Regions from separate parts of the Mus musculus genome. Here region 2 is linked to region 1. A link is a contact called in ENCODE Hi-C or POLR2A ChIA-PET data. All regions are on one chromosome and are shown on one strand. Each heading gives the region's core, a stretch centred on a gene start or an enhancer-like site at or near the end of the contact. The rest is flanking DNA. Distances are from core to core; before and after follow the strand shown. Region 1 holds the start of Scai (suppressor of cancer cell invasion). Region 2 holds the start of Ppp6c (protein phosphatase 6, catalytic subunit).

Evidence for each region. A loop is a pair of places that touch in the nucleus more often than their neighbours do. ChIA-PET counts read pairs that join two places held with the same protein, here RNA polymerase II (POLR2A).
Region 2: a map of heart shows a loop between it and region 1 (4-fold over the local background). The contact joins the promoter of Ppp6c here to the promoter of Scai in region 1. A Hi-C loop is called at or near these places in 2 of 37 maps with a recorded cell type or tissue (both heart). POLR2A ChIA-PET finds 5 or more read pairs at or near these places in 3 of 5 experiments (Patski and embryonic stem cell).

Annotation. Positions count from the first base shown.
Region 1 is chr2:39,189,354-39,192,186 of GRCm38, reverse strand. Scai (suppressor of cancer cell invasion) reads left to right here and starts at 1,457. Exons shown (of 18, transcript NM_178778.3): 1 at 1,457-1,597; 2 at 2,154-2,198. The coding sequence starts at 1,545.
Region 2 is chr2:39,224,932-39,227,764 of GRCm38, reverse strand. It overlaps Ppp6c (protein phosphatase 6, catalytic subunit), which reads left to right and starts at 1,416. Exons shown (of 7, transcript NM_024209.3): 1 at 1,416-1,598. The coding sequence starts at 1,524.

The DNA of each region.
Region 1 (2,833 bases), core at 208-2,707:
TCCCCCTTTCATAAATTCAGTAAGAGTAGCTCCTCAGCAATGCAAAAATAAATCCCGCTATAACTTGGCAGCATCCCATTGTTTCATAAAAGAAAGGCCATTCCACATCGAAGATGGGTGCAAGATAAATCATGTAGGAATAAAGGAGAACCCCTTGCACCAAATACATTTGTGAAAAAGTAGTTATCTCAATATTTGGGATACTATCCACTTGTGGAGATTTGTGAGATACGTCTCATGCATTTTATTTGCTATTGTGTGCTGTGTGTGTGCAGGTGTGTGTGTCATGTGCATGTGGAGGTCAGAGAGTCATCGAAAGCGTTCCTCTGGGTTTGAGGACAAGCCACAACATCAGGCTTGAACAGCAAGCACCTTTTACTCTGCTGAGCCATATATCTGCCACTACATTGTTGGTGTGTGTTTTAACAAAATGTGTTCTAATAAAATGAAAATGGCCCAAGAGAAAGTTTTATGCCTTCTCCCAAATGGAAGGAATGAACTTAGAATCTGCCAGACAGATTTGCATAGATCTTAAGAATTAAATTCTTCGGGTGCATTACATATACATCTGCTATATTTTCAAAGATAGCTTTTTGTTAGAGCAGAATAGAAAAGATTACTAGTATTAATTGTATTTACATGCTTATGCATGTAATGTTTTGCATGCTTAGGTCTGTCAAAAAATGCAGTGAAATTTTATACCAAAAATGATTAGCTGGTTAGATTTTTTAATCATCTGGAATGGCACAGAATGGCTAGCTTATACAAGAAGCAGTTCTTTTTAGGCTTTTCAAAATGGAATACATTCCTTGTGGTTATTGTAATTGGTTCTTTTTGCAATGCTGTTTGTTGTTGTTGTTTTTTTTTTCGAGGTAATTAAAGAAATTCTGCTTTCTTACAAGCTTGCATCCAAGCTTAGGATCTTTCCTGCAGCCAAACTGCTTGATCCCTACAATTTGAGACCGAGTCCCTTTTGAAGGGTGACATTAAGCCGCATTCGAGGTGATTCAGAAGACTATGAGAGAGAGAGCTGCTTTGCCCTCGAACTTCTGAATATATCTGGAGAAAGTGCTGCGCTTGATTTTGGTTCTGGAGCAGTGCGGAGGCGGAGGAAATAGCAGGTGTCTGGGAGGTGTCAGGGATGCAGGATGCCAGCCAAAGAGAACCTGCAGGCAGGTGTCTGGCGCCGGAGATGTAAGTCCCCGTTCTGGCACACGGAGGCGCTCAGGGCTCCTCTCGCTCTGCTAGCAGTCTTTAAGGCACCTCTGCCGCCACCTGCAGTCTCAACCAAACCTCGGGGTGGGCCACGCGGGACATGACGGCCTAAGCACCCAATCAGCGGTCGGATTTCTAGATACCCTGCCGTTGTGGCCAATAGAAACCGAGGAGAGGCGAGGAGGGGACGGGCCCGAGCCCCGCGGCAAGCCTGGCCGGGGCGCAAGGCCCTCCTCCTGTCTCTCCGCCTACTCCAGCCTCCGCCGCTTCAGCTTCCCGAGCGAGCCCTGCGGCCGCCGGAGCATCTCCCGCGGCGGAGCAGGAGCCGGATGGTCAGAGGAGCCCGGCAGTCCCAGCAGCCGCGGAGTCGCCTGGCCCCCAGGTGGGGTGGGCTACGTGGCGAGGCGGAGGCTAGGGGCGAGGGGCCCAGAGAGCGGGCCTGGGGGTGGCGGCGGTGGTGTCTAGGCGCCGAGCCCTGAAGGGGCGGGGGTACAGGCACTCAGCATCTCGGGGGCGCCAAGGGAGAGCAGCTCTCGGGGCAGCGAGCGAGGGCGCGCTGGGCGAGAGCGGAGGGCGCGCGCCCCACCGGGGAGCCAAGGAATGCGGGGAACCGGGTCTGAGGGGCGGGGCCGTGTCTGAGGGGAGCTAGGGGGGCCTGCGGCTCTGGGCAGACAATGAGGCCGACCTGGCGGGTGGTTGGGGGAGCCGAACGTTTGGGGCAGGGAACCGAGAGCATTCGGGGACTAGTGAGTCCCAGGCGCTTGGTCGTGGGAGGGAAGGAAGCCCTGCCTGTGGGGTGTCTGTAAGGTCACGGGTAGGCAGAGCCAACCTGTGGTCAGCCTGTGGCCCCCCGAGGGTGGTACATGAAGTGCCCCACAGGCAAGGCAAGGCAAACGGTGTGTTGTCTTAGTTACGGGTCTCATTTGTTTGGTCTGTAGACTGTCTGGCACAGTGGAGAAACCACCCCGAAAACGGAAAAGCAGGTAAGGCAAATGCCTTCCTCTCTAGCTTCGTGTTTTTCCTGTTTGCTTGGCTGCCCCTGTGCTGCATAATTACGTGGTGAGTAGATAAAGTTTCTTATTTAGGTCCTTTTTTTAGTAAATTCGACAGCATGGAAAGGTATTCCCTTTGAGAACTTCAAATTACCACCACCTCCAACCCCTTGCAGGTATATGATACGGGAAATGGGGAAACATTAAGAAAGCCCCACTTTCGACTTTAGTCTTAATTTCAACTTTGGCATCTCTAACGGAGATTGTCATTGAACAGCTACTGTGTGCCAAGTGTCGTATACAAATTCTGTGTTATTTTCTGTGACAGTTTTGCAAAAGAGGGAACTGAACCATAGAGTAGCCAATACTTAGCAAACAAAGATCACACATGTAATAAATGATAGAACCAGGATTTGAATCCAGGTTGTCTGAATGCAAAGTTTATGTTCTTTATACTGTAATGCTTCTAATACATACACAGTTGAACAGAGTCCCACTCCTGGCTTTCTCTCTCTTTCTTTATAAAGTCTAATAAACTGAGATGCTTAATACAAAAGTAGTAACTAAGGACTTACATAGGCCGCAGACAACTGAATTTTTCCTTAGGCAATGAAGAAGAGTATTCA
Region 2 (2,833 bases), core at 167-2,666, 36 kb before region 1:
ATTTCTTCCTCTGAGCTCCAGCCACTATGGTATGGCTCTTCCACAAAAGCTCCAAATAAGCTTAGAAATGCATCAGATATCTTCCATACAACTTCCCACCTTCCCAACTTTGCTGTGTTTTTGTTGTTGTTGTGTTTTTTTTTTTTTTTTTGAGACAAGGTCTTCTGGTTGACCTGCAACATGCTACATAGACTAGGCTATCCTAGAACTCACAGTTATCCAGCTGCCTCATCACTGCTGTGGTCAAATATGTGGTACACTATGGTCAGGTTAATTCTGAATCCTGTGTCAACCCATCCTCCTTACTATGCTGGAATGTTTTCCTTAAATTATCACTTTCTAACATGCTCTGAGTAATTTATTATATTTGTCGGTTATCTCTAACAGAATTAAATTGCAAGTTGAGGACAGATTTTTTAATACATTATTTTTTATTATTTTATTTATTTTGACTGCAAATATATTTCTGTACCACATGCACACAGTGCCCAGAAGAAGGTGTCTGATCTCCCGTAACTGGACTTGAAAGCAGCCACGTAGATGCTAGTAATAGAACTTGGATCCTCTGGAAGAACAGCTAGTGCTCTTAACTAATGAGCACTCTTTCCAGCCCCAAGGATAGAGATTTTTGTCTATTGCAGCCATTGGTTATTCTAACTGCCTATAAGTGTATCTGTACTTTGTTGCTATTCAATATAGAGTTGTCAAATGGACCAATGTTAAAGCTATAGTAGGTGTCAAGAACTGTTCTTGGCACTGGGATACGACAAAAAAAAAAAAAAAACCTTTCCGGCCCCCTCCTGGAACTCACCGGATTAAGTCAGTAGCCTGTTTTTCAGTCTAGGATCCATCTTTTCTGTTTCCTTTGAGATTTTGGGGCAAATAACACATGCAAACTTTGCATTCTTACAGTCTTACAAGAATTGAACAGGAGAAAAAAAAAGTGCCAGTATTTGTACAGAATGTGGCATAAGAAATGCTTTATTGTTTGTTTCTTCCCCCACCCACCACCCACCCCACCCCCCAGCCAGAGAACCGGTGGTGTTAAGTTTGTTTCAAATGTTGTCTAGGCCAGGTCTTCAGTAGTCCTGGAAAGGCGGTAACAGTAACTCTTAACTTTAACTGAAGATACTTTACAGGGTAGGAGTGAGAGCCAGGGAATTCTTAGTTAACCACTTCATGGTCTTCCTTAGAAAAAGCCTCATTTGAGGTGAAGTCTGTTGCCAAGGATAGGAAAGGAAGAGCATTTTACTAAAACTACAAATCCCAGCACGCCCCGCGGCAGAGAGCTACGGGTCCCAGTAGGTTTTATCAAAAGGACCTCCGGGTTCTCTTGGAGATAGATCCGTGGCCCGGAATTCCGCCTGAGAGAGAGAGCGGAACGGGTCAGGCTTTTACGTCGCTTCGCAGACGCCACTCACGGATCGGACGTGACGTAAGGAGGGTTCCGGATTCGGCCTCCGCCGCTGCCTCCGCTACTACAGCCGCTGCCGCTGCTGTCGCCGCGGCTTGTTCTTCCTAAAATGGCGCCGCTGGATCTGGACAAGTATGTGGAGATAGCGCGGCAGTGCAAGTACCTTCCCGAGAACGACCTGAAGGTGAGCCGGGCCGGAGGCCGTCCAGCTTGCGAGGCAAGCCCCTTCCGGCTGCGGGGCTCCCGCCGGCCCGCCCTTCTCCCTCGGCGGGATCCCTACCGGGCGCCCGATCCTGGCGCGGCGGAGGGCGCTCCGCGGTGCGAGAGGACCGGGTCCGAGGCGGCGTGACGCGGAGAACCAGGGGAGCCCGGATCCCCCGAATGCTGTCCAGTTCTTTGAGGGGAGATCCCGGGGGATGTCACGATCCCCTGACCCTCACGGGACTCCGAGCTTAAAGACTCTCACTCTAACTCGCTCGGCCTCCCGGAGACGGAGCCGGGCCGAGCGGGTAGTGCTCCCGGGATGGGGTCCTCCCAGCAGAGGTAACAGGAGCCGCTGTCTGCTCCAGGGACGCGGCCGCGGTGTGTTTAAGTCCCTGAGAGGTGGAAGCCGGTGGGCGGGATCGATGCGACCATAATGGGAGAGAATGACAAGTCGCCTCAGCTTCACCACTCCCCTAAATTGCTTCTTAGGAGTGGTAGTTTTCTTCTGATGATTTGGATGTGGATCTCATTTCTTAGCCCGTTGTTGAGCTATTTAAGTGAATAAGCAGTTGCTTATCAATAAGTTCAAATGTTTTTATGACCTCTGAGCTGTTCCCCTGTAACTCAAGGTGTCGTTTTCTTGGTTTTCCAAAGGAGGTCTTACTCAGTTCAGGCTAAGTTAATGCAGTAAAGAAGTAAGCCGTTGGTGTACCACTGTTATCAACCGTATTTTGTTTCTGCAAAAACTAGTGCTTAGGACCACGTTGGTGTTTATCCGATGGTTGCTAATGTCTGTTTTATTCCGTTAACTTTGATTTGCTATGTAGTCAGTCACTCTCGATCATTTGAATTTTTTTTTCATGCTGTTTTTGTAATATTTTTAAGCCACAGGCTTAAAACAATTTTTTCAAGAAAAAAATTGCCTTTTTCCTAACGAATTTTATTTCTCTTGTGAAGATTTTGCTCTGTGTCTGTTTTCTTGTCTCATCTAGTACATGAAGTTTATATTTAAATCAGCCAACAAGTATGCAAAATGTTTAAGACCTCAAGTGTTGGTTGTGTGAAAGTACATAGCTTGTAACTTACATACTGACTGCCTGTGTTACATGATTGGTGTTCATATTCAGCCACCTGAATCAGGCATTTGCCTTGTCTTCCTGCTTGGTAATTTTGTTTTGTCTTGTTTTTGCTTTCTTCCTGAGATAAGATCTTAAT